2 separate regions of the Homo sapiens genome follow, and region 2 is linked to region 1. A link is a loop called in an ENCODE intact Hi-C map of the cell type or tissue named here. Cell type or tissue: PC-3. All regions are shown on one strand. Links, peaks and the distances in the headings refer to the core of each region. The heading gives the core; the rest is flanking DNA. Region 1 overlaps IFT81 (intraflagellar transport 81). Region 2 overlaps ATP2A2 (ATPase sarcoplasmic/endoplasmic reticulum Ca2+ transporting 2).

What was found. Peaks named below come from ENCODE experiments on the same cell type or tissue, not always from the same donor. Only the 100,000 strongest peaks of a DNase experiment are listed, where the experiment ranks them.
Region 2: a loop joins it to region 1, with 5 times the contacts of the local background. A loop is called at or near these places in 2 of 110 quality-filtered maps.

What each region holds. Positions count from the first base shown.
Region 1 is chr12:110,215,808-110,231,934 of GRCh38, forward strand. IFT81 (intraflagellar transport 81) reads left to right here. Exons shown (of 19, transcript NM_014055.4): 19 at 2,237-2,986. The coding sequence ends at 2,419. Among named protein-coding and RNA genes, the nearest start is that of ATP2A2, 57 kb to the right of the region's middle. RefSeq lists an enhancer at 7,939-8,439. In PC-3, for the core only: a CTCF peak has its summit at 8,656; DNase peaks (open chromatin) are centred at 8,134 and 8,714; H3K4me3 peaks cover 1,308 bases; H3K27ac peaks cover 2,323 bases.
Region 2 is chr12:110,331,112-110,347,238 of GRCh38, forward strand. ATP2A2 (ATPase sarcoplasmic/endoplasmic reticulum Ca2+ transporting 2) reads left to right here. Exons shown (of 20, transcript NM_170665.4): 9 at 1,486-1,574; 10 at 2,070-2,172; 11 at 2,901-3,032; 12 at 8,170-8,292; 13 at 8,392-8,610; 14 at 9,548-9,883; 15 at 11,117-11,337; 16 at 12,121-12,323; 17 at 13,775-13,860; 18 at 14,138-14,271; 19 at 14,890-15,007; 20 at 15,090-16,127. The coding sequence ends at 15,359. Among named protein-coding and RNA genes, the nearest start is that of ATP2A2, 58 kb to the left of the region's middle. RefSeq lists enhancers at 7,883-7,982, 9,390-10,589, 13,473-14,672. In PC-3, for the core only: a CTCF peak has its summit at 7,913; no DNase peak of the experiment used is centred there; H3K27ac peaks cover 2,787 bases.

The sequences.
Region 1 (16,127 bases), core at 4,672-12,671:
TATTGAAGATTCTTTTATTCCTGTTTAAAATTTTAGAGTCAATGAGTAAAACAGTTTTGGCAGGTGGACCATCTAAGATGTTAGTAACAAAAACAATTCTAAGAAGGATTTTGGCTTATTTAATAGTGTACTATTTTCGTAATCACTGGGCCTGCTCTCTGAAGTATATGTGCATACAATTTGATTTATTTGGACATAAATAGAGTATACACTGTTTCAGGATAAGATAGAATATAACATTTAATAACAAGGATATATATAATACATGATAATTTATCAAGTATTTCAATATCTATTATGTCACTTGAAAACATAATCTTACCAAGTAAATACTTTTATTTTCCCCTATTATTAGCCTTGGTTTGGTTGTTTTGTTTTGTTTTGTTTTGTTTTGTTTTTAAGAGACAGGATCTCGCTCTGTTGCCCAGGCTGGAGTGCAGTGGTGAGAGCATAGCTCACTGCAGCCTCAAATTCCTGGCTCAAGTGACCCTTCCACCTCAGCCTCCCAACTAGCTAGGACTACAGGCATGTGCCACCACCATGCCCAGATAATTTTTTAATTTTTATTTTTGTAGAGACAGAGTATCATGTTACCCAGGCAGGCCTTGAACTCCCCAGCTCAAGCAATCCTCCTGCCTTGGCCTCCCAAAGTGCTGGAATTACAGGTGTGAGTCACCGTGCCCAGCCCCCAGCCTCCTATTATTCACCTTAATTTTTTTTTTTTTCCAGAGACGGAATCTCACTCTGTTGCCCAGGCTGGAGTGCAGTGGCACAATCTTGGCTCACTCTGCCTTCCAGGTTCAAGCAATTCTCCTGCCTCAGCCTTCTGAGTAGCTGGAATTACAGGCACATGCCACCATGTCCGGCTAATTTTTGTATTTCATATTTTTGTATTTTTAGTACAGATGGGATTTCACCATGTTGGCCAGGCTGGTCTCGAACTCCTGACTTCAGGTGATCTGCCCACCTATATAGCATGAGTCCTGTTTTCCACTTGAAACTCCAAGCATACCTGACATATAACAGGTGCTTCATAATTATATCTTGAATAAATAAGTATTAGGTTTTAGTATATAGAATATACTGATCCTGTTGGTTTCTTGAGAAATTTTTATGTAAATGGAAATTCTAAAACAAAATGTGGACATTTCTCAGGCTTAGGCTAATAAATGAATTATTTTAAAGCTATATGAGCTATAACTGTACATTCTTGAGTAATATGTCATGTATATCCTCCTAGCTGGTTTTTGTTGGAGAACTAGAAAGGCAAGCAGTTTGACTTAGAGTCTCATAGTGGCACGACTGCAGCTCATTGCAACCTCCACCTCCCAGATTGAAGCCATTCTCCTGTCTCAGCCTCCTGAGTAGCAGGGACTACAGGCACACGCCACCATGCCCTGCTAATTTTTGTATTTTTAGTAGAGATAGGGTTTCACCTTGTTGATCAGGCTGGTCTCGAACTCCTAACCTCAAGTGATCTATCCGCCTCAGCCTCCCAAAGTGCTGGGATTACAGTCGTGAGCCACCATGCCTGGTCTATTAACCTTAATTGATAATTGAGAAAACTGAAGTCCCAAGAAATTAAGTGCCTTGCTTACCACTAGAGGAGACAAAACCAGATTAAAACCGAAGTCTTCTGACTTCCAAACTCTACATTCTTCTTTTCACACCATGATACTGTTCCACTTTCCTAACTATCTTTTTCTCTCACTTCCTTTTATAGTTTTGTGTAGTTTTTTTTGTTTGTTTGTTTTTGTTTTTTGTATTTTCTTTGAGACAGAGTCTTGCTCTGTTGCCAAGCTGGAGTGTAGTGGCGTGATCTCGGCTCACTGCAAACTCCGCCTCCCAGGTTCAAGCGATTCTCCTGCCTCAGCCTCCCGAGTAGCTGGGACTACAGGCGCGTGCCCCCATGCCTGGCTAATTTTTTTTTGTATTTTTTTGGAGAACTAGAAAGGCAAACAGTTTGACTTAGTGTTGGATTTAGTAGAGCTCTTGATCTCCTGACCTCATGATCTGCCCACCTCAGCCTCCCAAAGTGCTAGGTTTACAGACATGAGCCACCTCGTCTGGCCTTAGTTAACTTTTATAATCTTAGTTTTGGTACATTATAGAGTATGTGGTTTAGCTAACTATTTTTTATCTACTGTAGAAAACATACCATATTCCTCCGACTATAGCAATAGAAATAAACCCCTGTAACTGAGATTTAATTATTCTTGTTTTTTTTTAATGATAGAAACTTCGGGAAAAACAAAAAGTTATACGAGAAAGTCATGGTCCAAATATGAAACAAGCAAAAATGTGGCGTGATTTGGAACAATTAATGGAATGTAAGAAACAGTGCTTTCTGAAACAACAAAGCCAAACTTCCATTGGTCAGGTAATTCAGGAGGGTGGGGAGGACCGGCTAATACTGTGAATTCTTGTGTCATCGTTTGGGGTTTTACTTGATACCACTAGCTATAAGCCTAATCTCATAATGTATTTCTTTTTTGAAACTGATTTGTATAGCATTTTGTTTTCAGAAGAGCCATTCTTTATTAAGTTTTCATAGAAAATAATGTTAAGGTAGATTTAGTTTGAATGTTTTTTCATATGAAAAAGAGGCTTTTATTCTTTTCCATAGTTTAGACATCACTGGCGTCTTCTGAGTTTTATGAGACAGGAAACTAAGTTTACTATCTGTAAATGTAAACATATGTCCATTAAGAAACATGTAGTTTTTTTTTAGAATGTAATAACCCAGTGGCTTACTGTTTTTCTTAATCTCTTTTAAAAAAACTTTAGAAGAATCTTTTAGGAACTAATATCTCTTGTTCTGAAGAAACATTTATCTGACGTTCAGCAGTTCCTACAGTTTTACTTCAGTTTATTTTTCTTCTGTAAAATGCAAGAAAATTTAATATTTTGACTAACATGTCTTTTCTGTTTGTATCATTTAAAGGCAAATAAACTTGGTACGTATTTCATATCTATTTAAAAAATGTATAGTTGTCTTGTGTCAAAATTTATTCTTTTTAAAGTATTAACATCTAATATTAAATTGAAGGATTATTACTTCTTTTCTTTTCTTTTTTGAGACGGAGTCTCGCTCTTTTGCCTAGGCTGGAGTGCAGTGTCATGATCTCGGCTCACTACAAGCTCCACCTCCCAGGTTCATGCCATACTCCTGCCTCAGCTTCCTGAGTAGCTGGGACTACAGGCACCTGCCACCATGCCCGGCTAACTTTTTGTATTTTTAGTAGAGACAGGGTTTCACCGTGTTAGCCAGGATGGTCTCGATCTCCTGACCTCGTGATCTGCCTGCCTCGGCCTCCCAAAGTGCTGGGATTACAGGCATGAGCCTACACGCCTGGCCACATTATTACTTATTTTCACCAAAAATCTATTACAGACTTTTTTTTCTTTTTTTTGAGGTGGAGTCTCACTCTGTTGCCCAGGCTGGAGTGCAGTGGTGTGATCTCAGCTCACTGCAACCTCTGCTTCCGGGATTCAAGCAATCCTCCTGCCTCCACCTCCCAAGTAGCTGAGATGACAGGCGCCCGCCATCACACCTGGCCAATTTTTGTATTTTTAGTAGCAACAGGGTTTCACCATGTTGACCAGACTGGTCTTGAACTCCCAACCAACATCAGGTGATCTGCCTGCCTCAGCCTCCCAAAGTGTTGGGATTACAAGCATGAGCCACTCATGCCTGGCCTATTACAGATTTAATAATATAATAACCAACCTGGGCACAGTGGCTCATGCCTGTAATTCCACTACTTTGGGAGGCTGAGGCAAGCAGATCATTTGAGGTCAGGGGTTCGAGACCAGCCTGGGCAACATGACAAAACCCTGTCTCTACAAAAAATACAAAAATTAGCCGGGTGTGGTGGCACACCTGTGGTCCCAGCTACTTGGAAGGCTGAGGCTAGAGAATCACTTGAACCTGGGATGTGGAGTTTGCAGTGAGCGAAGATCACGCCACTGTACTCCAGCCTGGGCAATAGAGCAAGACTCTGTCTCAAAAAATAATAATAATAATGTAACAATAATCTGATAGTTGTGGGAACCGTTATTTTATTTCATTTTATTTTTTCTTTGAGACAGTCTCTTGCTCTGTTGCCCAGGCTGGAGTATAGTGGTGCAATCTCAGCTCACTGCAACCTCTGCCTCCCAGATTCAAGCAATTCTCCTGCCTCAGCTTTGCGAATAGCTGGAATTACAGGCATGCACCACCACACCTGGCTAGTTTTTATATTTTTAGTAGAGATGGGGTTTCACCATGTTGGCCAGGCTGGTCTCGAACTCCTAAGCTCAAGTGATCCACCCGCCTCAGCCTCCTAAAGTGCTGGGATTACAGTTACAGGCATGAGCCACCACGCCCAGCCTGATATTTTAAATATAAAAAAATTTTCATAGAATATAGATATCACATATTAAATGTAGCACAAGACTCAAAGTGAAATTCAAGAGTTCAAAGTGCTTCCAATCTCTGCTTCATTTGGACAAGGTACTTGAAGATTTCTTTGGTTTCCCTTAGAAAGATACCAAATTCATGTGCCATGCTTTACTTCATTTCAATTTCAGTACTTTTTCAAAATATCTTGCCTTTAGATTTGAAAACTCAAATTTCGAATTATTAGCATGTCCATCTTAGGCTAGTTCTTTTCAGCTGTCTTTAAAAAAATTTTTTGTTGTTTTTTTTTTTAGAGATGGGATCTTTCTCTGTTGCCCAGGCTGGGAGGCAGTGATATAATCATAGCTCAATGCAGCCTCAAACTTCTGGGGTCAAGTTAGCTGGGACTATAGGCACATGCCACCATGCCTGGCTAATTTTTTTTTTTTTTTTTGGTAGAGATGCCATGTAAGCTGTTTTTGTGTCAGTATAAACAAATACCTGAGGCTGGCTAATTTATAAAGAAAAGAGGTTTAATTGGCTCATGGTTATGCAGGCTGTACAGGAAGCATGGTGATGGCATCTCCTCTTGGCCAGGGCCTCAGGTGAAAGCTTCATGGTGAAAGGGGAACCAGCACATCATATGGAAAGAGCAGGAGCGAGAGGTCAGGGGCAGTTGTCACTCACTGTTAAAGAACCAGATCTTGTGTGAACTCAGAGCTAGAAATCACTAATCACCGCGGGGATGACATTAAGTTATTCACGAGGATCCACCTCCATGATCTAGACACCTCCCACCAGGCCTCACCTCCAACACTGGAGATTACATTTCAACATGAGATTTGGAGGGAACAAACATCCAAACCATATTAGATGGGGTCTCCTTTTGTTGCCCAGGCTAGTCTTGAACTTGTGGCTTCAAGTGATCCTCCCACCTTGGCCTCCCAAAGTGCTAGGATTAGGCATAAGCTACCATACTTGGCCCAAAACTTTTTTTTTTTTGTTTGAGATGGAGTTTCGCTCTTGTTGCCCAAGCTGGAGTGCAATGGCGCAATCTCAGCTCACTGCAACCTCCATCTCCCAGGTTCAAGCCATTCTCCTGCCTCAGCCTCCCAAGTAGCTGGGATTACAGGCATGTACCACCACCAAAAATATTTTTTAAAGAAGAAAATTGTTTCTACCCTGTAAAAAATATGGATCTCTTTGTTCCCATGTGTGTCCTACTCTTAATTTTTGTTTGAAAGGTTTTTTATTGGTAATCAAAGAGCCTCACTAGCTAGAGATAATTGGTAATTCTAGGAGCTGTAGCAAGAAGAGATGGGGTCCATCAGAATAAGGAAGAACTGGACTTACCGGGAAAGTATGGAGAGAAATATCTTTTAAATTTTTATAAGGAAAACAGAAGTATTTCAGTGTTCATAAGTGATTTGAATTGGTCCTCTGCTTGTTTTATCCTCTTATTTGGGCAAGTATCAGCTGCCAGCATTGTCATTTGTGCCTTTAGATCAACTAGCAGATCAGCAATCCCCCAAAAGAGGAAAAGCTGTGTCTTAGTGTGTAGAAACAAATCCTTAATTCAATCATCATTTTTTGGATAGTGACATAGATATATTTGTGTGGTGTTGGTTACTGGCATGTTGTTTTTAAGCCAATAGTTAAGTGATGCTCCTTTAAACAGAATATGAATTCCTTTGCAAGTATTTGAAAAAGACTAGATGCCCTTTATAGAAACAGCATTTTATTCCTCCAGAGGAAAGTCAGTTCACAAAATTATTAAGCCTAGTGATTAATTATTTTTTAGCCCTTCACTGTCTTTGGTACTCCTCTTGATTTTTAAAATGGTTGATGACAGATACTCCACAGAATCCTTAGAATTCTACTGATTTGATTATTACTTGCCATCTTTACTCCATACAGAAGGAATATGTGGATTAAACACAAAGGCAGCTCCAAAATTACTTTATTCACTGAAGCAGAACATCATTATTACTTCAAGAAAAGCAAACTGAAGAAATAAAACTCTAAAAGTACAAAGTTATTTATAGATTGTGTGTAACATTGGACATTTAGTAATGCAGCTTAATGGGTTTAGTGCAGTGACTTTCCACTCATTTCATGATTTGATTGGAACATTAAAAAACTTTAACTAACCTTGACAGTCTTTGACAGCTGGCACTTACTAAAGAGCTTATTACATTTTTCCTTCAGGATTGATACTCTGGCTAGCTAATTGATCAGAGTACTTAATCATTTCAGAAACTAATTTGTCTTTCATGTGATGGCCCAAATAAAGGAGAAGAATGCAGCCTGTGAAATCTGCCTCTGTGTTCACAGATTTCCTTCTTCTAGTTGCCAACCGTTGCATGGGACTGACTGTATGATTGTAAATTTCAAAAGGCCACTGCTTATCTTGCTTTCTGTATTAATTCAGGAAACAATCCAAATTTAAATGGTGCCCTTTAAGAAGAATCTTATAATAGGATAATGTGCTTTCTGTTATAAATCTGTTAACTGAATTCCAAAGCCATGTATTTTCTAGGTCTGGAGAATGTACCAGAAGGGTCTTAGAATACTGTTCAAATCCCTATGGAAATAAAACCAGAAATTGCAGAACACCTACCTTTTTCTTTAGATTAATACTTGCCCTTATTTTGCTCTAATTCAGGAGACGATAATAAAGGAAGGAATTTCATTTAAACTATCAAATAAACGTAAATGTGTTATTCTGCCTAATTAACATTTATAAATTTGTAAGATCTATGCACTTTCCAAGTCCATTTCTTTTTTTTTTTGAGACAGAGTTTTGCTCTTTTTGCCCAGGCTGGAGTGCAATGGCAGGATCTTGGCTCCCTGCAACCTCCGCCTCCCGCGTTCAAGCAATTCTCCTACCTCAGCCTCCCAAGTAGCTGGGATTACCGGCATGTGCTACCACGGCCAGCTAACTTTTTGTATTTTTAGTAGAGATGGGGTTTCACCATATTGGTCAGCTGGTCTTGAACTCCAGACCTCAGGTGATTCACCCGCCTCGGCCTCCCAAAGTGCTGAGATTACAGGCATAAGCCACCGCGCCCGGCCCCAAGTATGTTTCTTAACTTTTTAAGGTAACACAATACAGAGCACTTTTTATAATTTGAGTAAAATAAAAGACTAAATATATTGCTGAAACTAAAAATATACAAATTTGCAGAATTCTTCTGAGTTGAATATGAAAAATGGCAAACTGATAACTTGTCAAAGCTGTCTCTACAAAGGCAAAGTCAAAGTTTGCATTGAAAAATGACTTTGTAGCTGGGCACAGTGGCTCACGCTTGTAATCTCAGCACTTTGGGAGGCCAAGGCAGGCAGATCGCCTGAGGTCAAGAGTTCGTGACCAGCCTGACCAACAAGGAGAAATCCCATCTCTGCTAAAAATACAAAATTAGCCAGGCGTGGTGGTGTATGCCTGTAATCCCAGCTACTCGGGAGGCTGAGGCAGGAGAATCACTTGAACCTGGGAGGTGGAGGTTGCAGCGAGCCAGATTGCTCCATTGCACTCCAGCCTGGGCAACAAGAGCGAAACTCCATCTCAAAAAAAAAAAAGAAAAAAGAAAAAGAAAAATGACTTTGTATGCAGGTGTGTGTCTTATAGAAGCCTTGTCTTATGCAGGCATTCTACCCTATATTAGTGACTAATGAGTGTGAGTAAATGACTTGTTTCTACAAAGGATTCTAGGTGCTTACATCATTCATCTTGTCTGGCATGAAGGAGTCTTTAGCCCCAGGGAACGGGTAAGATAGCATCCTGATGATTAACTTTCTTTAAACTTGGTTTTATCAGTAACGTCATTGTTACTGATTGTTACTCACCTACAGGTGAGGAGTAGATTACATATGCAACAGATCTTTCTTTTTTAGACAATTCATGGCAGCCAGGAGAGAAATAAAGCTGTATCTTTATTAAATATGTAAATTATTCCTCCACTCATACTGGCTTAGCTCCTCTTCCTCTTCCTTTTAATGAGAGCAGTTTAAATTAGAGCTGCTTGGCGTATGGCAGCCAGGCCTGGGATGAGTGTTTTGTCTCGGGGGATGGAGAGGGATCATTAAAAGTTATCTATGTATTTTTTATCTTTGACCCTACTGTCTTAAGATAATCTTAAAAAGAGAAGTTGACTGTAAATATTGTTTAGCCCCACCCCATCCTTGCAAAAGAAATCAAAAAATAAAACACAGATCCCAAATAAGTATTTTTAAGAGACTTGGACAAACATATGCTTTCTGCTCCTATGCTCCCTCTTTTGGCAAACTGGAAGTACTTTCTTGGCAAACATCGATATTTTCACAATTTCCTTTCCAGAATTGCTGAGAGGCTTGAGTCACCAAACTTGGTTTACTGCTATGGAAATTCACTATTCCGAGCACAGGAAGAAATTAAAGATTTTTGTTTTTCGGTGAAAGTATGTGTTTACACCTCAGTTCAGAGTGTAACAGCAGGTTCCTGGCTTGGCTGCTTAATGCTGCATGCGATATCCTGGTAAACAGTCATAGAATTTTGGAGCTTGAAAGGAACCTCAGAATGATTCATATAATCATTTATTAGATCAGGAGCTTTGAGGGATCTCTTCCAACCTCTCTCCAGTGTGGAAATCAGTTCTGTAGCGCATGTAGCGAATCACTTTCCAGCCATAGTAGTGTACCCGCAATGCGGCTCACTCCTCATGAGGGAGCCTGTTTCATTGTTAGAGCACAACCTAATTAAGTTATTGGTTCTGAAACTGAAGCAGACTTACAAAGGACTTTTTATGAACTTCAGTTATGCAAAGCAAGATTTAACAAATTTTATTCCCTGAAGCTCTAATCACGACCATGATCATGAGTGATTCAAGCAAATAACCTGGTACTGAGCACTCCATTTGTACCAGGCACTGTCCTAAATGCTTTATATGTGTAGAACTAACATAACTCTCACAATAACCTTATGAGGCAGCTGCAATTATCCGCATTTTATAGATAAGGGAACTGAAGCACAGAGAGACTTTCACAATATTATACAACTAATGATTGTGGCAGAGCCAGGATCCAAAACCTGTGCTCTTAAGTACTTATATTGCAGTGTGACCCATGTATATACCTATTGTATATAAGCAAACAGATTGATGTCTGTTTATGAGTTATGGTATGAAATAATTTTTAGTGCTTATTATAAAATTATAGTACCTTTTTTTAAAAAATGTGTTTGCTTACTATACCTAAAGAATAAACTTTACTAAATGGTTAAAAGTAACCTCAACCAACCAGATGAGGGAATTATACTGAAAATAAATGTTCAGTAAATGAATGAAAGAAATGAGTAGTAGTTTTAAATACAGAGCAAACTGAAACTTTATAGGGTTATCATTTAAATCTATCTGTGTGTTAAAATCATGCATGTCTCCAATTGCTGGACATTTAGATCAACTCCAGTTTTTCACTTTATGAACAATGCTGGAATGAAACTTAAAGATTGAAATACAGCTGGGTGGCCAGGCACGGTGGCTCACGCTTGTAATCTCAGCACTTTGGGAGGCTGAGGTGGGCGGATCATGAGGTCAGAAGTTCCAGACCAGCCTGACCAACCCAGTGAAACCCCATCTCTACTAAAAACACAAAAATTAGCTGGGCGTGGTGGCAGGTGCCTATAATCCCAGCTACTTGGGAGGCTAAGGCAGGAGAATCTTGAACCCAGGAGGCCTCCGCCTGGGTTGCAGTGAGTCGAGGTCACACCACTGCACTCCAGCTTGGGCGACAGAGCTAGACTCCGTCTGGAGAAAAAAAAAAAAAGAAAGAAAGAAATACAGCTGGGTGTGGTGCTCATGCCTTATCCTAGCACTTCGGGAGGCTACGGCAAGAGAATCACTTGAGCCCAGGAATTTGAGGCCAGCCTGGCCAACATGGTGAAACCCTGTCTCTACTAAAAATACAAAAAATTAGCCGAGTGTGGTGGTGCACGCCTGTAGTCCCAGCTACTTGGGAGGCTGAGGCAGGAGAACCGCTTGAACCCTGGAGGCAGAGGTTGCAGTGAACCAAGATTGTGCCACTGCACTCCAGTCTGGGTGACAGAGCGAGATTCTGTCTCAAAAAATAAAAATTAAAAAAATTAAAAAAGATTAAAATACAATAAGGTAATTAAGCAAAACCACAAAATTTATCAAATTCGGTTAAATCCAGAATCTGTTGAACAGTTTTATAGATATTTCTTGTCTTTTTCTGTGAAAATACCAACAGGCAATTTCTTTCTTAACCAAAGAAATTAACAAGATAATACTTGATTAATAGGAGAATGAAATTAAAAGTCCACTCATTTATTTTGATGCGAATATTTGTTATCTTGTGTGCCTGACACTGTGCTAAGTGCTAAAATAGAAATTGAACATGACCTAGTTTTTGCTCTCAAAGACCTCACAGTTTAGAAGACTCAAATATTATGCAGCAAAATAAGTGCTGTGTGTACAAAGAACAGGGAGCTCAGAGGAAGCAGCAATTAGTACTGATGGGGGATTGTGGAAAGATTAACAGAGGAGATGGAACTTGAGCTGATTTGTAAGGATGAGTTAAGATGTTGATAGGCATGGGAAAAGTGAAGACATAAAGGCATTTAAGGATACAGCATGTGAAGGAAAGGACAAGAAGTCTAGTAGGGCTCGGTAAGTTACACAGGTGCATGGGAGATGGGGAAAGAATTCATATTATGTATCAAGCTCTTGAGTTCTGTAATGTGCTGGACACTCAGACTGAATGAAAAGGTGCAGTAAAAATATAAGTGTGGCCCCTGTTGTTAACACGACTATATATTAAACAACAGTAAACACATCAAGAAGTAATAACCAAGTACTAAATTTTGTGGAGCAATAGAAATTCAATCAAATTGGAGCTATAGGGAAGAGCAGAAGGTCAAAGAAGAGTAGAGTCAAGGAGGCTTTATCAAAGAGGTAGGAACTGATCTGGGCCTGGAAGGATGGGTAAGATGTGGACAGATGAATGGGAGAACATGGCAGAACAGCAGGAGTGAAACCAGCAAGTATTCATCACCCACCACTCCCTTATCCAGCTCTATAGCAAGTATATTGAGCAAGAAAAGCATGGCTGTCACTTTTAAGCAGCTTAAAGTCCAGTTATCAAGATAAGCGATGTAACCAACAAATCAGTGCTGGATTAGCCAGTAGGCAAACATGCACTACAGATTTTCTGAAAGTATATGATATTTCAAAAATCAAAGAAGTTTCCATTAGAAAAAGCTGGGCACGGTGGCTTACACCTGCAATCTCAGCACTTTGGGAGACCAAGGCCGGGCAGATCACTTGAGGTCAGGGGTTTGAGACCAAACTGGCCAACATGGCAAAACCCCTGTCTCTACTAAAAATATAAAAATTACCCAGAGTAGTGACGCGCGCCTGTAATTCTAGCTACTCGGGAGGCTGAGACACGAGAATCGCTTGAACCCAGAAGGCAGAGGTTGCAGTGAGCCGAGATCGCACCACTACACTTCAGCTTGGGTGATGGAGTGAGACTCTGTCTCAAAAAAAAAAAAAAAAAGGAAAAGAGAAAGAGAGAGAGAAAAAAAGGAAGGAGGGAAGGAAGGAAGGAAGAGGGAAAGAAAGAGAGAAAGAGCAGAACTCTGTTAGACTTCCTTATATTCGTATTATGGTTTAGTCTTTGTTTCTTCTCATTGCATGTAGTGGGGAGGGGAACTATAATTTTTTGGAAGTTAGAGTCTCTAAAAATTTTAGTTCAGCTTCCTGGAATGGGATAAAAACCACATAGATAGTAGAGTTAATAATCCCCACAGAACTCAAAGTGGGAGAAAATACAGGCTGGAGCAATCTGGTCAGCCTAGAGGAGAAAACATTCAAGTTAAACCTCTTATGGAAGCTTGAGTAGAAATTGGCTCCAAGAGGGAGCAAGAGCTCCGTGGAGAAAAGGAAGCCCCAAAAGGGAATGCCCTGAGGTATGAGCCAGACCCAGCCGGAGGGAACAGAGAAGATGAAGCTGGAAAGGGAGTGAGAGATTGAAGCTGAAGGTTTCTAGTTGGTGGGATTATCAGCCATGGTCTGTTGGTAATAACAACAGGAGTTCTTCTTAATATCCTTTTGAACTGTTGATGAAATGAGATTCACTGCATTGTAGAGAATGACAAATTATCATCTTCCACGGAAGACTGCCATCATGGACTAAGTTTGGTTTATTTTTTGTGACAGAGAAGAGCAATACAGGTGGTAAGCCAGTTAATTTGTTTCATTGTGTTTTGGGGGTTATTTTTTACACTAATTGAAAGATTCGGCATTTTATTTTATTTTATTTTATTTATTTATTTATTTATTTATTTATTTATTTTAGAGAGAGATGGGGTCTCACTATGTTGGCCAGGTTGGTCTTGAACTCCTGGCCTCAAGTGATCCTTCCACCTCGGCCTCCCAAAGTGCTGGGATTATAGGCATGAGCCACCACGCCCAGCCTCATTTTATTATTTGATTCAGTTTACAACTCTATATCATCTATGCCATCACTTCTTTGTTACATTTAACATTTTCAGATTTGTGAAAAAGATTTGATAATTCCAAGGAATTAAGCTGAGAAACAGAATATTTAGAAGTTATATTTTTATTGGGAGACACTTTTATAAGTTTATGTGATTTCCCATATTTTAAAAAATGTGAGAAAAATTCAAAGCTGGTTTTTCACTGTGCTTGATTTTTTTTTTTTCTAAAGAGGAGGAAAAAGAACTTTTTACAGAATAATTGCCAAGTCGGCAAGGAGAGCCTCAGCCCTTGAAGAGACCCACTTGCTAGTGACTTGGCAGTGTCAAACAAATGTTCAACTTTTATTCTGACACTTCTTGAAGAATTTGATTGAAACTATATATGTCCAGATAACACTCAGCAAAGTGCCCTTCTTGCATTTGTTTCAAGATATATTTGGAAACAAAGAGATGACCTTGGACTCAGCTGCTTTTCCAATTTAGGACTTCTCTCTAGGTCTACTGAATAATAATATTCCCCAACATTGAAAATTCAACAAATGGAAAAACATTTTAGTTACTATATGCCATAAGTCCTATGATAGAGGACTTTTTCTCCCAGCAATATGTTCTGCTTCTAAAAGAAATGATATATTTAGCCCACAAACTCTATATTAGCTTTCTAACCATCTACTTCGACATACATTTAGGAACACATTTGCTTTTCATCAGAGTGCCTTTTTGTAATCTAAATTGAGCTATCCTTGCTTTTTAAAATATTTTAGCATCTAAGAAATAAAAAAACAACCCGCAGTTAACTCTTCGCCTTTGCTTTCTGGCATTCATATTTTCATTTGAAGCCGGGGTTCATTGCAGCTTGATGTAAGATCTAAAAGAAGACTTTGGAGGCCCTGACATCCCCTTCTAAGGCTATTGCCACCTGTCCAGATGACAATAGAAGTCCTGCTGGTCCAACCTCAAGCCTGAATGCCAAGATTAGCTTCCAATTGTGTCTACATTTAGCCCATGGAGATGGATGTTTTAACTATCATTAAAGTGACATCCTTTCAGTTACCATTTTGCATATTTTGGAGGTTTCAGCAGTTCCATTTTTAATTTGTTGTCATGGTCACAGGATAAGACGTAGGTAACCTTCCTGATAAGGTGGTTTTACTTTTAAGCAATTAAATAAGAATTTTAGTCTGATCATTGTCCTACATGGCATATTATCAGGGATAGCCACATTTTCTATTTTCATATGGTTTCCTAATATGTTATAAGCAATTAGAGCATTTATAGAGATTAATATGTTGTTAGCTGCAGTCTTCAGCATGTGCAATACATTAATTCCCAATAAAATGCTGCATTACAGGCCGGGCGCGGTGGCTCACGCCTATAATCCCAGCACTTTAGGAGGCCGAGGCGGGCGGATCACGAGGTCAGGAGATCGAGACCATCCTGGCTAACACGGTGAAACCCCATCTCTACTAAAAATAAAAACACAAAAATTTAGCCAGGCGTGGTGGCAGGCACCTGTAGTCCCAGCTACTTGGGAGGCTGAGGCAGGAGAATGGTGTGAACCTGGGAGGTGGAGCTTGCAGTAAGACGAGATCGCACCACTGCACTCCAGCCTGGGCTACAGAGCGAGACTCTGTCTCAAAAAAAAAAAAAAAAAAAAAAAAAAAAAAAAATCCTGCATTACACATAGGCACATGCAAACACACACATGTGGAAATAGATACACCATATTATAACACTTTATTAAAGGATAGCTTGTTCTCAAGGATTCCTTCTTGCTTGATTTGGAATCAAGTATTAATCATGTGTTAGCCACAAGGTGAGTGATTTTGAAAAGATAGTCGAGAGATTTTTAAACTATTTCCACAAAGTAAATAAAAAATAAAAAATAAACTATTACCACTTAAGATACTATTAAAGATGACCCATCTCATCAGATGACAGACTGATCTTAAATTTTGGTTATACATTATTGCACCAGCATTACTTTGCAGTCTCCTAACTCAAAAACTAGTGACTTTTAGTTTTAATCTAACATTTACTCCTTTATAAAAACAGATTTTGCATGGGAGTGGCTATCCTGTGTACATTTCCATTATTGTAGTGAAGTTGAACTAGAGCAACTGCTAAAGTCACCACACTGCCCTAATTAAGTAAATAAGATCATGTACTACTCAAGCTAATTGATTTTACGGAATACACAGGAAAAGTAAAGTTTGCTTTTCCTGGTGTCAGAGATGCCTCCAGCTACACAACTTTTGAACTGTGCTTTTTAAAGGCTTGAAAAAACAAAATAAGATGATCTACAGAATGTTCCTAAGATCTGTAGTGCTCAAGGACAATTTTAATGAGGAAAATGTCTCAGAGAAAAGGTAATTTTATTTCAAGTAATAGATTAAATCTGAGTTTTGCTGAATGTTTTCATAGAACACTGTGTGTTTTCAAGAGTAAGTTTTCTCATCCTTCTTCTAAAAACATAGACAAAAGTTTGAGCCAAAAGGTCAGAATATTCCTGCATGGTTTGTGGTTATTAAGTTTGTCAGTATGTTTCAGGAGTCTTTCTCTCTATCCATCTCTCCTTATATTTTCAGATACACTTAACCAAATCAGCATTATTGATGTTCAGTGAGTATTCATTGCTTGAGAGTAAGAACCCCTCTGTCAGCCTTCCTAAAACAGGAGAGATTTCTGGAAATTACAGAATAACATGGTTCTTTAAACTCTTTTTATGTGCCTTCCATAGATGGAATTCATATCCAGCTGTCTGCACATTTATATGGAATCTGATTTATCCAAATACTGTATTTGCAGTCCCATCAAATCAAAGGTTTCTTTTTCTTATTGTGCCCAAATATCTACCTTGATATTTTAGTTACAAAATCCAGATGTGTTTATTTAAGGATGCAGATCTAATATGCTTTTAGTTAAAACTCATTTAAAAATCTTTCTTTAGCCAGGCATGGTGGCGCATGCCTGTAGTCCCAGCTACCCAGGAGGGTGAAGCAGGAGGATCTCTTGAGCCGGGGAGTTGTTCAAGGCTGCAGTGAGCTATGATTGCACCACTGCCCTCCAGCCTGGGCAACAGAGCGAGACCCTGACTCTAAAAAAAGAAAAAAAATCTTTCTTTGTTTTCTGTCTCTGACCTTCTCCATCTTTTTTTGTTCATATATATTTTTCCTCCCTGTTTATGAGTGTTATACTGTTCAAATGTTTTCTGATTCTCTCTCACACAAATTTTCTTGTCAGTGGTAGGTT
Region 2 (16,127 bases), core at 4,377-12,376, 120 kb after region 1:
CAGGCGCCTATAATTTCTTTGGGAGGCTGAGGCAGGAGAATCACTTGAACCCGGGAGGCGGAGGTTGCAGTGAGCCGAGTCGTGCCATTGCAGTCCACCCAGCCTAGGCGACAGAGTGAAACTCCACCTCAAAAAAAAAAAAAAGTTATTTTAAAATAAAGATTAACTAATTTCCTTATTGAATGTGAGATGAATTGCTCTGAAAAGATGTGTTTTTAAAACACAACATAGCTTTGTTGTTGCTGTTATTACGGAGTTTTGCTCTGTCGCCCAGGCTAGAGTGCAGTGGCGCAATCTCAGCCCACTGCAACCTCTGCCTCCCGGGTTCAAGCACTTCTCTCCCTCAACCTCCTGAGTAGCTGGGATTACAGGTGCCCACCACCACGCCCGGCTAATTTGTTATATTTTTAGTAGAGACGGGTTTCACCATCTTTGCCAGGCTGATCTTGAGCTCCTGTCCTCATGATCTACTCACCTTGGCCTCTCAGTGCTGGGATTATAGGCGTGAGCCACCGTGCCCAGCTCAACGTGGCCTGTTTAACTTGAGTTTTACATTTTTTAAATTCCCCTTAGAGAATGATTTGATCAGATTATTAATTGCTCATATTTCAGAGAAAGCACGAGAAAATATAGTTTTGACATCACTTTCTGTAATTTTTTCTTTTTAGAGGAGGTTTTACAAGTTTTCATTTGCAATGAAAACACAAGCCTAAATCTTACTTTTCCAAACTGGGCTTCTGAATTATAATTTGTGAATGCAAATCAAGCAGTGGAAAAATTATCTTTAAGAAAATAGCTTATGTCGCTTTAAAAAATAAAATTAATCCTTTCCTAAGCATGCTTCCATCTGTATTGTCTAGGGAACATCAATTCATTCAGCTCTGCGGGCTCCTTACTGTATACATATAGTTATGCAGCTTCATAGAACATGAGCTATTGCCACAATAAAAATAAGTGGGAAGGAGCAGAGAAGCAGTTTGTCTTATTTTACTCGGGAAATGTTTATGCAACTCTGAAATGTGAGTTTATTCTTCCCAAGCTTTTGTGCTTAGCTCTAAGGCAGGACTACCTAATACCACTCTCACAGCCAGCCATTTGAAATTTGGGATTCTGAGCAATCTAAAGAGTAACTTGTCTCTGGAACTGACCTTTTGCTGACCGGGAGTCCTCATAACTTGGATTTTGTGTGGGTTGTTGTGTCTTTGGTGCCACTGCTGCTCATTCATTCAGCACCTCAGTGATGCTGTTTTTCATACTGTTCGATTGGTCGGGGGTGTGATGGGCGAAGCAGTCTAATATAATTAAGCTAGTTAGGGTAAGGGACAGTACTGCTGATGCTGAGTGAGCCTCAGTGAGTTTTATTAAAGTTGTTTTCGTAAATGAAAGAGGTTGTTTGCCTTTGTCCTAAGCTAACAAAGGTAGTTTATTTGTGTAGCATTTTTTAAAAATCCCTTTTAAATACTCTGATGCGCTCTCCCCCTACAGATGTTCATTCTGGACAGAGTGGAAGGTGATACTTGTTCCCTTAATGAGTTTACCATAACTGGATCAACTTATGCACCTATTGGAGAAGTGTGAGTAACCCTCCTCCTCATTTAAAGGATCTGGTGTGGCAGTTTAGTATTTGTATTGATTTGCAGCATGTCTACAAAGTTAAGACAGCTTTCTGAATGTGGCTCAAGTCAACACTTATTACTAAAGTAGTAAATGTTTTTAAAACAAAAACTTTGAAAGATGAACCAAAGGTTATAATCCAGTCATCTTTTTGCATCTTCTGGGCTCCAAACTTTCAAGAGGGATTTGTGTTTGTTATTCACTGTAGCCAGTGGTGGAAGAATTGAATTAAGAATTTCTGGTCTTTTTACTGATTGATTTCTGATACCAGAGATGCATTCTCTCTTTTGTTTTTGTCTAATATTGGCTCTGGCATCAAATTGTTTGGAATTTTTTCCAGTATGTTGTCCCAGAAATTCTGTTTTCATTATTAAACAATTGCGGGGGGGCAGGGGGCGGGAGGAATCAATAGTGGCGACCATACCCTGCTCTAAGAGTGTTTTCTCTTTGGGCAGGCATAAAGATGATAAACCAGTGAATTGTCACCAGTATGATGGTCTGGTAGAATTAGCAACAATTTGTGCTCTTTGTAATGACTCTGCTTTGGATTACAATGAGGTAAGTCTCTTCATAAATTAGAAGGAATGGCTGTTCCTAGTTCAAGGGTGGGGTGGGTGGAATGAAAGTCTAGCCTGCCTTCCTCCCTTTTGAAAGTCAAGGGTGCCTGATTTTGTTTCCCCCTTCCATTCAGAACCTGATGGTGGGGCCAGCATGACCTCACCAAAGAAAGCTGAGAGCCTTTCACATATCCTCTGTGACTGAGCATTGCAGTTAGTTAACTTAAAGTTGTAGTATATGTGATGTTCTTTCTGTTGATAGCATACTTACTATAAATGAATAAAACCCAGGATAGAAAATGCTTTCCTGAAAGCAAAGGATATAGTTTCTGTCTCAAAGGTAAGCTAGTCCCTGTCAGAGACAGAATGTGAACTCTTCAGAATGATAAGCAGTGACATGGAATTACATTATTATGTGAAGGCACTCTTTGAATTAATAGTGTGATCAGTGGCTTCTTATATTTGGGTGAAATAATAAATACTGTGTTTGATGTCATCTTATATTTAAGGGAAATGAAAAACCTACTTATTAGAATAAGATCACATGCACACCTGTACTTTGAGTATGTTTTTAATTATCTGGGTCACCTGTTTCAGAGGAGGATAAAAATGGCCTTACAGTGTTGTAATAGAGGACAGATTGTGCTTTTGTGGAAAAAAAATATTAAAGATAAATTTATCTGTGTACTTCTCCCTTTTTTCTACTTTCTGTGCCTTTAACCAATACAGGCAAAGGGTGTGTATGAAAAAGTTGGAGAAGCTACAGAGACTGCTCTCACTTGCCTAGTAGAGAAGATGAATGTATTTGATACCGAATTGAAGGGTCTTTCTAAAATAGAACGTGCAAATGCCTGCAACTCAGTGAGTATTTGAACCTGGTTTATTGTTCATGCTGCTTATCAGTCGTACTATATATACTTAGTGTCTGCACTGTCCTACTCTCTTAGAAAACTAATTATACCTTATCTCCTCAAACTTACAGTATTTCCTTCCCCATATTCACTCTCAGGTAAGATGCTCTTCCTGTGTATTTGACCAGGAAAATAAAAGCAATCAATAGCTAATTTCCTTGAGCGACCCTCTGGGCCCACAGGGGCTGCCTTCTCCCATAGTGCTGTGAACAGTGTTCTTGCTCCTAGCAGAAGCCACCTCCTCCCAACATCTTTGCTGCATTATTGATTTCCATCTCTACTAGATGTTCTTCAGCATAGGGGGAAATAATAGTGTCTTTCTATCTTGAAACTTTCCTTTGACCTTATTTCCCCTGTCAGCTACCACACTTTCTTTTCCTGTTCAATTAAACCTTTTTTTTTTTTTTTTTTTTGAGACAGAGTTTCTCTCTGTCACCAGATTGGAGTGCCATGGCGCGATCTTGGCTCACTGCAACCTCCACCTCCCAGGTTCAAGCGATTCTCCTGCCTTAGCCTCCCTAGTAGCTGGGATTACAGGCACACGCCACCACGCCTGGCTAATTTTTTGTATTTTTCGTAGAAAGGGGTTTCACCATGCTAGCCAGGCTGGTCTCGAACTCCTGACCTCAGGTGATCCGCCCACCTCGGCCTCCCAAAGTGCTGGGATTACAGGCATGAGCCACCGCGCCTGGGCATCAAACATTTCTTAACTCATTTGATGAGACCAGCATAACCAAATACCAAAGGTCAATGTGGTGATGGTGGTGGCAGTGGCAGTGGCAGTGGCAGAGGGCACCCACATTGTTCATGTATACACTGAACAAATAAGTGGCCTCTGAGCCTTTTTCTGCCTGTCAGAGTCTTTGAGACAGGGCTCATTCGACCAGCATCACTATGACAAGGGCCAGTAGCAAGGATGGGGAGTCTCCACAGTGAGTTGGACCTGAGTGAGGTTCCTCTCAAAGAGCTGCTGCTCCCTCCTGCCAAGACCACCATACTGGACCTGTCCTGCAGTACTGCCCTTAGATTTCTGTGGCCTCACAAGCCCGGGGAGCCTAGACCTCAGTAGAAACACTTTGCAACGGCTGCTGGTGAAGAATGGCCATCCATTGAGTCTCTAGCACCTGGGTCTCCTCAAAAGACTGGTCCCCCTGCCTGTCACTTGGCTCAGCTTAAGAACTTGAAGTGGACCAGGCGCAGTGGCTCACACCTGTAATCCCAACACTTTGGGAAGCTGAGGCGGGAGAGTCACTTGAGGCCTAGAGTTTAGGTTGCAGCATCACTGCACTTGAGCCTGGGCAACAGAGTCAGACCCCATCTCAAAAAAAAATTAAGGCCTGAAGTGGCTAAACTTGAAGGATAACTCCCTTTATCTTATCCTGGCCAAAGTGGTAGATGATTGCTTGGATGAGAAGTGATATGCAGATAAGATGTTGCAATACACAAAGTCTGTGTGGGTCAGTCGGTCACGTGGGTGCCAAGGACAGGTGGGAGAGAAGAAGCAAGCTACAGAAGCAGCTCAAGAATGGGAACTGCGGAAGCTGATTGTATTGGAGGAAGGAGTGTGATGCTCTCAGAGCAGCCAGGGAGGAGCAGAAGGAGCTTAGGGACGTAAGTCAGGCTCTCAAAGTCTATGTCTGGTTCCTGCCCCCACAAACCACCACCCAGGAAACATCATTCCTGAGCTGTGTGGCAGCAGCAGCAGCTGCTCCTTTTATATGGCAGACAGGGTGATTGCTTGTTGGGCAAGAGCCCTCCTACACTATCTTAGAGTGAATACCCTCTATCTGCAGTCCAGGGTCTGCACAGCCACATGGTCCTCTAATAGGTCCACCAGACCATTTGCCTGCAAACAGCCTCATCCTCAGTGCCCACTGTCTCCTAGCTGTGGAGCTTGGATTCCTATGGAATTGGGTTCTGCTGAACATACCTCTTTTTAGCATCAGACCTACCTGTCTGTCATCACCATGGGGCTGCCAGTCAGTACTTTTGCAGCCTCTTTATAGGACATTGTTGTAACTTAGGGTTCCCTGGTAGAATAAGGAGCGATGGGAAGGGGAGAGGTTCTGCCTGCCTGAAGGAACAGGTCTGGGGGAGGAGAGAGGTAAAACTCAGCCTTTTCTAGTTGTCATACACAGCTGTATAAAGGCAAGCCTCATTTAGCAAAATGATTAGTTGTCACCACGTTTAATGCTTTTTGTATGTCATAAGCCCTTTCATCCCTTCCTGGATAATAAGGGCAAATGAGGAGGCATTGTGTCATTGGGGGGTAGTACAGCCTGAGTTGGGAGGGAGCAGTATACCTGTTTTCTTAATAACCTCAAATATCAGGCATTTTAGTGACCACACAAAATCTCAGGGTGAAAAGTTCTAGACCATCATGTCCAGCCTGCAGTTAGGGACACCTAGCCCTTCCATGACCTGTATGGCGTGGTCTTCCGGTTAGTGTGAGGCAGCATTTTGTCTCCTTTATACTGTCCTGAGAAAACAAAACTCACACTGGAATTGAGACTGTCTCAGCTGAAATATAGATTCCTTTTCAGTAAACTGATGCACAATTCACAAATAGCAGTCTCAAAGCCATGAAGGCCTTGGACCACTCCTTTGGCTTCTTCCCTCTACCCATGTGTCTTCCATGAACCCGAAGCAGTCCAGGCTTATTCACTCTGCCAGTAAGCAAGGAGTTGGATCCTGGCAGAGCCACGCTGCCTGTGATCTATTAGTTGGTGTAACTAAAAATCTGAGGCAGCCTGAAAACAGCTTCACAGATTGAGGGTTTGAGTCGTTTGATTCTAGACCTCTGACTACTCCACTGAGTGATGGGAAACAAGTCATGTAATGGGGCTGAACCAGCACTGGCTCACTAGCCAGTGACCACACAAGTACGGGCAATACTGTCATCCTTGTGTCTCCCTGCTCCAGAGCTCCCTTGTCCCATCTTTTTCACATCCCTTGGCCAAGGGATCGGAAACAGCTGTCATGCTGCTCATTCACTAAGGAGTTCCAAACACAAGCTCTTTGCCTCCCTTCCCACTTGAGACAGCAGGAACCCATGTGTAGTTTAGAAGCAGAGAGAGCAGGTCCAGCATTTTGGCCCCATGGCTTGTTTGGTGAGGTCTGTGGTTCTTGGCCAGCCTAGTACTGAAAGGGATTTCCCTCCCCCACTCCCAGCCCAAGACCTCTTACCTGGGTAGGTCCACGCCTTCCTCAGAATCATTGCGTGTTCCTTTAGTCATCCCAGTGCCATTGGCGCAAATGCTTAATTGAAACTAAACACACGTGTGATTGAGATGATACAGAATCTAGCGTAGCACTCATACCCATTCCTTTGCTGCCTGAGACGGTTCAGTGGCTGGCAGGCCAGCAGGATCGCTGCAGGGCCCTGAGCCCCATCTAGTCAGTTCATCAGCCTTCAGTCCTCCCGTAGCTTCCTAGGTTAGATGCTGATGTTCTTGGGGATTTCTATGATGATTTTTAAATGTGTGTCAGTGGGAGCAAATATAATTAACTCACCACATTAACCAAATTAAGGTGGAAAAAACAATAAGGTCACCTCAGTAGGTGCATATGATGAAACGCATCTTATCACACCAAACTAAGACTATAAAAGTGTGTCTTTAACGCTGACAGTGTGTTTACACAGAGACCATGCTAACATAACAGAATTCTCACCATTTCTATGCAGTATTATACTGGCATTCCTGGTCTGTGTAATAGGCAAGAAAAGTACAAAAACTGGAAGAGAAGGGGTATCTTTAGTTGTAGGTAACGATATAAAGCCAAAGGTTTATTCTCAGTCTTCGTCTTCCTATTTTGTTGGTGCTGTCACTCGCTCCCTCTTTGAAGCACCTCTTCACTTGGCTTCCACGATCCCATACTTGCTCTCCCTCCCTGGCCTCTCATTCGAGGTCTTTGTAGCTGGGTCTTTCACAAGGCACCAGGAGGTGAAGGCTCCATAGTCCTCAGCCATTTCTGTCTATAGTTACTCCCATGATCTCTTCTGGTCTCATTACTATAATCAGTAGCCACTAGCTATCTAAAACTACTTAGAATACCTAAAAACACTTCCTTAGATGCCCTAGCCATATTCACTTAAAGTGCTTATCCATCACGTGTGACAGCCACATGAACAGTGGCCACAGAGCATTGCCATCTTTCACAGAGTTCTGGTGGACAGCTCTGCTTGGGGCCATCTCTTCACCTCCAACGTTCCCTAGTTTAAGTCAGTGTCATTATACTGAATGGTATTCCTTGTCTCCCTTCAGCCAATGCTTTTGTTTTTTGAGATGGAGTTTGCTCTTTCGTCCAGGGTGGAGTGAAGTGGCGCAATCTCATCTCACTGGAATCTCTGCCCCCCTGGCTTTAAGCAGTTCTCCTGCCTCGGCCTCCTGAGTAGCTGGGATTACAGGTGCCTGCCACCACACCTAGCTAATTTTTGTAGACAGGGTTTCACCATGTTGGCCAGGCTGGTCATGAACTGCTGACCTCAGGTGATCCACTGCACCCGACCACCTTCAGCCAATTCTTGACAACTGGAGCTTGAGACCCTCCGTTGTCTTCTGTTTTACTTGTCTTAAAAGCCAAATGCCCCATAATGACTTTTGAGGTCTTAATGACCTGCTTCTACCATCCTCTGCCATTACCTGCCTCACCTTTTGCTCATGTAAACTCTATTCCAGCCACGTTGGCACTCCTTTACCATTCCAGGACTTGCCAGGTTGCACTTCCGTTCTCTGCCTGGTGGGTCTTCACCACCACCCACTGGGTTCACACACATCTTTTCAGGCCCCATGGGGCCATCTTTATTCAAATGTCACCGCCTTCTGGCCACTTTATGTAACAGTTCATATGTATGTATGCAAATTTTCTATCCCCCTTCCCTTTTTCTCTATAGCACTTGTGTTACTTTTGCATCTTAGTCTGTCTCTCCCAAAATAGGGGACAAGTTTCATGAGGGCAAAAACCTGTCTGTTTTGTTTATTGCTATATTCCTAGCATCTGTCATGTAATAGGTGTGCTTACTGCTTGTTAGGTAAAAAAGTTCAGAAATTGCCACCCAGTAGTATCCATATTTGTTCCCTTTGTAGGTCATTAAACAGCTGATGAAAAAGGAATTCACTCTAGAGTTTTCACGTGACAGAAAGTCAATGTCGGTTTACTGTACACCAAATAAACCAAGCAGGACATCAATGAGCAAGATGTTTGTGAAGGCAAGTATGGCAGATTGCAATTGAGATGTTCTTGCCAGGGTTAAGATCCCGGTGAACCAATAAAACAAAATTGTTTATCTAAATCTGTAACATTTCCAGGGTGCTCCTGAAGGTGTCATTGACAGGTGCACCCACATTCGAGTTGGAAGTACTAAGGTTCCTATGACCTCTGGAGTCAAACAGAAGATCATGTCTGTCATTCGAGAGTGGGGTAGTGGCAGCGACACACTGCGATGCCTGGCCCTGGCCACTCATGACAACCCACTGAGAAGAGAAGAAATGCACCTTGAGGACTCTGCCAACTTTATTAAATATGAGGTTAGCTAATGAAAAGTTTCTTTGTCCACACCCTGCACGATTCATTGTGTTTAAACAGTACTCCTTCAAGCAAAAGGTCAAACAGTTCTCACTTTTGCCAAGAAAGAGGTGTGGTTATTTGTTTTTCTGCCTGCCAGCTGTGTCACCCTTAAAATTTGCTGCTTCAAACATACATAGTTAATAATTTCATAAAAGTGTTATTTTCAAAGTAGAATATTTTCAAAGTAGAATAATCAAGATGAGCTTAAGCTTGTAAACCCCATTTTGCCTCTCATCTAAATCATGATTTTTTTTAAATTGGTGACATTTCTAGAATATTCATTAGTTACTGAAGGTCAAAAGATCCAAGTTGGAGATTACTTCCACTTTTCTACTCAGAGTAGAATTCTTTTATATCAAGGATGTGACATCCTAAAGCTATGAACAAAATGAAGAAGCTTTGGTACTGTGGGCTCAGAATAGCACAAGAGTTAAAGAATGGTTTGATAACGGGTGTAGTGGTATTTTTTTTTCTCATAAGAAAATGCAAAAACCGCCAGGCACGGTGGCTCAAATGCCTGTAATCTCAGCACTTTGGGAGGCCGAGGCTGGCAGATCACCTGGGGTTGGGGGTTTGAGACCAGCCTGACCAACATGGAGAAACCACATCTCTACTAAAAATACAAAATTAGCCAGGTGTGGTGGCGCATACCTGTAGTCCCAGCTACCCTGGAGGCTGAGGCAGAAGAGTCTCTTGAACCTGGGAGGCGGAGGTCGCAGTGAGCTGAGATTGCGCCATGGCACTCCAGCCTGGGCAACAAGAGCGAAACTCCGCCTCAAAAAAAAAAAAAGAAAAAAAATGCAGAAACCTGTCTCAATGTTTAACTGGGCATTTTTCAAACTAGGGGACAAAAACTAGAACTTGCCACTTTTATTTAAAGTGATGCTCTTATTTTAGACCAATCTGACCTTCGTTGGCTGCGTGGGCATGCTGGATCCTCCGAGAATCGAGGTGGCCTCCTCCGTGAAGCTGTGCCGGCAAGCAGGCATCCGGGTCATCATGATCACTGGGGACAACAAGGGCACTGCTGTGGCCATCTGTCGCCGCATCGGCATCTTCGGGCAGGATGAGGACGTGACGTCAAAAGCTTTCACAGGCCGGGAGTTTGATGAACTCAACCCCTCCGCCCAGCGAGACGCCTGCCTGAACGCCCGCTGTTTTGCTCGAGTTGAACCCTCCCACAAGTCTAAAATCGTAGAATTTCTTCAGTCTTTTGATGAGATTACAGCTATGGTGAGCATGTTTGAACATGTACAGGTGACTCAGGCTACACAAGCACATAGTAGCCTCTAATTTTGACCACTGAATTTTTTTGTCATAGCTCCCTAATTTGGAATTTGTCATGATTTGGGTCTTTTCTCTAGAATTCGGTGAATCAGTGGTTAGCATGTTGTGTGCTACTTGCAGGGAAGATCCTAGAGTCGTTTAAAACCCAGAAGGGCCTTCCAGATCAGTCCCAGAGGAACAATCTGGTGATCTAGTCTCTTTTTTAAATGAGACGTGTTTTTATTGTAAGTTTTCTGAAAATTGAGGATGTAATCAGTCAGTTGTTTGGATCACCCTGCTTTTAAGTTCTTTAAGAGCTGGCTATTGATGAAGCATTTCCAGTATTCTTCCCCTCACCTGATTTTCACCCAGATACATTATGTTAAATTTACTTTCTTCTCTTTTAAAAAAAAATCTTAGTTTTGAAACATACTATAAGTGTACTCTCCTCTCCCCCAGAGGTAACTGAAGTTGGAATTTAGCAAAAATATTAAAAACATGGGAGTGCTGTTTTTGTGTCTGTAGACAGTATTATTTTTGCATGCTTTTGAAGGCATATTTTTTGGCCGAGTGCAGTGGCTCATGCCTGTAACCCCAACACTTGGGAGGCCGAGGCAGGTGAATCACTTGGGGTCAGGAGTTCAAGACCAGCCTGGCCAACATGGTGAAACCCCGTCTGTACTAAAAATACAAAAAATTGCTGGGTGTGGTGGTGGGCGCCTGTAATCCCAGCTACTCGGGAGATTGAGGCAGGAGAATCGCTTGAACCCAGGAGGCGTGCAGTGAGCCGAGACTGCGCCACTGCACTACAGCCTGGGCGACAGAGCGGGACTCCATCTCAGAAAAATAAAAATTTGCATATTTTTGCAATCTGCATCTTTCTACTTGAAATTTATCCATGTGGATACAAGTGCTTCCTCTTGACTGCCACATAGGTTGTGTTTTTGTTTTTAGTAAGATAATACAGATAAATTTGAAGTCCCCTTTGTCCCACTTCGGTAAACTTATTTGGTAATTTTACATTTCCTAGGTAAAATGTGTTTTGTGACACCAACTTATGAAACAAAAATTCTAAAACTCTTTGCCAAGAGACCTACGGCTCTATTCATTTTCCTCCTGCTTCCCATTCAGTGGGCTTTTGCCTAGGGGTATGAATGTGGCATGCCAGTTGGCTGACCCAACCATTGCTTTCCCTTTCAGACTGGCGATGGCGTGAACGATGCTCCTGCTCTGAAGAAAGCCGAGATTGGCATTGCTATGGGCTCTGGCACTGCGGTGGCTAAAACCGCCTCTGAGATGGTCCTGGCGGATGACAACTTCTCCACCATTGTGGCTGCCGTTGAGGAGGGGCGGGCAATCTACAACAACATGAAACAGTTCATCCGCTACCTCATCTCGTCCAACGTCGGGGAAGTTGTCTGGTAGGTCTCTGTGACAGCATCACTTACTGTACGCCTTTATCTAAATGGGTCATGGAGCCCAGTTCTCGCAGTTTGCTCTCCAGATTGCAGCAGCTTTGGTCTTTGTGCCTGAGTTGGAAGAGGGGAGTGGGCAAGACAGAAATGCCTTATGGAAGCAGTGGTGCTTTGGCCCTCGGGAGGGTTGTCTGCAGCTGCCCCAATGTGCAAAGAATCCTCTTTAACGTGAGACTGAGCTAACATTAACCAGGTAGTCACATGAAATTCTTGCCCTCCAAAAGTTGGCTTTATCTCAGTCAGCTTAATAATTTTTTTATTTTTATTTATTTTTTTGAGACAGTCTCGCTGTCGCCCAGGCTTCGGGCAGTGGCACGATCTCAGCTCACTGTCCCCTCCACCTCCTGGGTTCAAGCCTCCCGAACAGCTGGGATTACAGGCATGCGCCACCACTCCCTGCCATTTTTTTGTGTTTTAGTAGAAATGAGGTTTCACCATGTTGCCCAGGCTGGTCTCTTAACTGCTGAGCTCAGCCAGTCTGCCCACCTTGGCTTCCCAAAGTGCTGGGATTACAGGCATAAGCCACCGCACCTGGCCTCAGTCATCTGAATTTAAGTAATAAACTAAGTAAAATTGAGCTTTAATTCAAAATTGGGTATAAGTATTTTACAGATTACCTGAAGTTGTTGTCATTTATTTTTCTGGAGGAGGGCGGGTTGATGATGCTCTTTAAATAGTGGCCAGAAGTCATTTGGGCTCTCTTTGTCTTCTTTTCTTGATTGGAAACAGTATTTTCCTGACAGCAGCCCTTGGATTTCCCGAGGCTTTGATTCCTGTTCAGCTGCTCTGGGTCAATCTGGTGACAGATGGCCTGCCTGCCACTGCACTGGGGTTCAACCCTCCTGATCTGGACATCATGAATAAACCTCCCCGGAACCCAAAGGAACCATTGATCAGCGGGTGGCTCTTTTTCCGTTACTTGGCTATTGGCTGTGAGTACAATTTTTTTATATTACTGATTTTTAAACAAAATGTTTGTGAGCTGAAATTTTGTAAATTCATCCCTTAAAAGCGTGTTTTTTCTTCTATCCCCGTATAGGGTAGCAAAAGACAGAGATGCCCTCTTACAGTTCGATGAACTATACATCCAATTTACCAGAGTCCTTTCACAGTTAGTTCCAGTTTTAGCATCCTGCCCTTACTTGGGCTTTTCTGAATGAGCAATTAAACATCAGGGTTTTCAGATTGAGCCCTCTGTGCAAAGGGATAAGAATGATTCACGCTAGGTTCTGCCTTCCAAGAGTTCATAGGTGGGATTTAAATAGATAATTGTCACCAAGTTATAAAATTTAGTCCCTGTTTCCATAAGAGAAGGGTTGCGCAGTGGCTGGTCCCTTTTATATATAAATCATCTCTTTAGCCCTCATCTTCCTCACCCCGGGTTCTTCCCCATTTCATAGATTGGGAAAGTGAGGTGAAATCACTTCCCTGGGATCCCATAGGAAGGCATTGTGTTTTCATAATATATTCACATGACTTCAAATTCAAAAAGCACACAATGGCATAGAATGGAAAGGGTTTGGGCCAGTCACTTCCCTCTGGCGTTGAGGTGCTCATGTACCCTGTGCCCTTCCGGAGAGATTCCAGCATGCTGTGCACACCTGCATGTTGACCCTTGTCTTGCCTTCTTCCTGCTTGTCAGATCCTTCCATATCCGGACATGCGTAGTGCCTCATCCTTGCAGCCAGCGGCCTTCATGCTCCACTGTAATTCGTGGGTTAGTGGGTATATGCACTTGTTGTTTTTGATGCTACCACATGGGGATATTTGCCTCGTCTGAACTCTGTGTATTCTCTGCTGCACCTTGTTGCTTCTTTGCAATAAACTTCCTGAACTCAAAGCTAATACTGGGGGGAATCCCAGAAGCTGCTGAGGGCAGGGCCATGCTGCTCAGTGTTCCACCCTAGCTCCTGACAGCATTTCCCTAGAAAACTGCTGCTGGGCCTCTAATGGAGCAAATAAATCTGTGTACAACTAGGCAGCAATAGTTTGTCCAAAAGTCCTGGTGTAATCTAGTCCCTCAAACTGTGCAGCCTTACATGGAGTACACACACACTTGCAGCCTTGAAGTACTACCCACTGAGGGGAGAAGGCACGGCAAGGGGAAAGGTTGGCACAGGATGGAGCAAGTGCTTTTTCTCACACATTCTGGAGGAAAAGTTATCCAGTTCTTCTGTTCTAGAAACACCCCTGTCCTTCAGAAACCAGGGTCTAGTTGCTCTGGCTACCAGGCGTGAGCAGGTGGTGGTAGCACCACAGGCCCCGGTTACCATCACTGTCCCATGTCTTTGATCTTCGTCCTTGTGGGGACTGGCCTGCATGGCCTCGGTGGCAGCGAGCCCTGCAGAGGCAAGTGCATCAGCATCACTGTGTTTGTTCCCAGGTTACGTCGGCGCTGCTACCGTGGGTGCTGCTGCATGGTGGTTCATTGCTGCTGACGGTGGTCCAAGAGTGTCCTTCTACCAGCTGGTACTCAGTCACCTTTCTTTCTGTACCTTACATGAGAAGTGTTGTGAGGCCTTGACCTTTCTGTGGTTTCGGTATCTATCAAATCATCTTAAGACTCAGACAATAAACAGTTACATCTAAGATGATTCTGAAGGACCAGGGCTTCTCCGAGAAATTGGGGTAAACCTCTTGGCTGGCTCTGCATTCAGGCTGGTCTGTGCTAGGCTTGGTATGGGGTTGGAGCCTGGACTTGGGAAATATACTGGGCTGATAGGAATTTGATTGGATTTTCTTGCAGAGTCATTTCCTACAGTGTAAAGAGGACAACCCGGACTTTGAAGGCGTGGATTGTGCAATCTTTGAATCCCCATACCCGATGACAATGGCGCTCTCTGTTCTAGTAACTATAGAAATGTGTAACGCCCTCAACAGGTTAGTGCACCTTCACGGCAGGCTGAGGCGAGCATGGTGACTGCCAGGGCACCGGGGAATTGTGTGTAGTCACGGTTGATTGAGGATCACAGGACAGTTCTTCCCTTCCCAAAAGAAAGGAGAACAGGCAATACCAGTTTTAAAAGCATGAGCTGTCGTCACCTCCAGGAAGTAGTGGGAGTGCTTAGCCCTGTGTTTCTTAGGAGCTCTTCCTTAAAAGAAACCGTGGGGGCCAAAAATAGGAACTTTGGTACCCCTGTATGCCAGCACCCACAGGGAAGGAACCTCACCCTTTCACACAGACAAATGGTACCATCCAGTTAAGCCCGTGACAAAAATGGAAATTTCTAAATAGCCCAAGTCTCCAGGGCAATTGGGAACAGCTTTGAACCCACTAAGATGGGGTCTGCTATGCCAAAACATAGATACAGAATTCACAGTTTGTCCTGCATTAGGACATTCTCTTCAACTTTGCCACTGTAGAAAGTGGAGGTAGGTCAGCGGATGGTGCCACATTAACAGCCGCCTTACTGAAGTGTAGTCCAACAGGGTCTTACTGCCACTGTGACACGTGCCTTGCCTTGGGGGTGCGTTTCCCCACCTCTCCTTGCTCTGCAGCTTGTCCGAAAACCAGTCCTTGCTGAGGATGCCCCCCTGGGAGAACATCTGGCTCGTGGGCTCCATCTGCCTGTCCATGTCACTCCACTTCCTGATCCTCTATGTCGAACCCTTGCCAGTAAGTGGTTGGGTGGGGCTTGGGACCAGCCACCTCCTTCCAGGGGAGGCTGGAGGCGTGACACGTCTTCCCTGTGTGTCAGCTCATCTTCCAGATCACACCGCTGAACGTGACCCAGTGGCTGATGGTGCTGAAAATCTCCTTGCCCGTGATTCTCATGGATGAGACGCTCAAGTTTGTGGCCCGCAACTACCTGGAACCTGGTAAAGAGTGTGTGCAGCCTGCCACCAAATCCTGCTCGTTCTCGGCATGCACCGATGGGATTTCCTGGCCGTTTGTGCTGCTCATAATGCCCCTGGTGATCTGGGTCTATAGCACAGACACTAACTTTAGCGATATGTTCTGGTCTTGACTGACAGTTTTCCATAAAGAAGATGTTTAACTTAATCAATTAATTTTTTTATTGTTTAAAGCAACTGTCTATTTCTGCTGAATTTTCACATGAACATACTGGCTGGTGATGGAGGTTTCATACTCTAGATTTTGTTTTGCTTTTTCTGACTCCAGTGGGGCAAGATTTTCCTTTTTTATACACATAATTAAAGTGTCCATTGACATGTACAGAGAACTAACACTATTTTATGCAAATATTTTTTTGTAGATGAAAAAGCATGTACAGTGTTCTGTTTAATACTCATCCTTGTATAAAAAAAATAGTTGAGCCAGCAGACATTGTCAGCAAATTAATTGGCAGCAGATTTTAGGAAATGAATGTGTGTGGTTTTTTTTCTAAAACTAAATAGCATGTATTGTGTCTTTTGCATGATGATCCGGATTTAATTTGATATCACAGTCTAATTTTTATTCATAAGCCAATTTTTCTGCACTGAGCAGAGTCTTGCTACCTCAGTCAGTATTGTTTTGGTTTGCTACTTCCCTCACCCACTTTGGCCTCCGTTCACCCCACCCCACCCCACCTCTCCCCACCTTACCCCCGCCCCGCTTGGCTTCTTCTTTAGGATTGTGATGGTTCGTTCTGTTTACATCAGTTTTAACGAGAGGTATGCCTGTACTCGCTTGTGCAGAAAACATTGTTCCAGATTCAATCGACTGGGTTTATGTCCCTTCACATAGTTTTTAAGGTTATTTATTTAAATGTCTAATGTATTTTATTGTAACA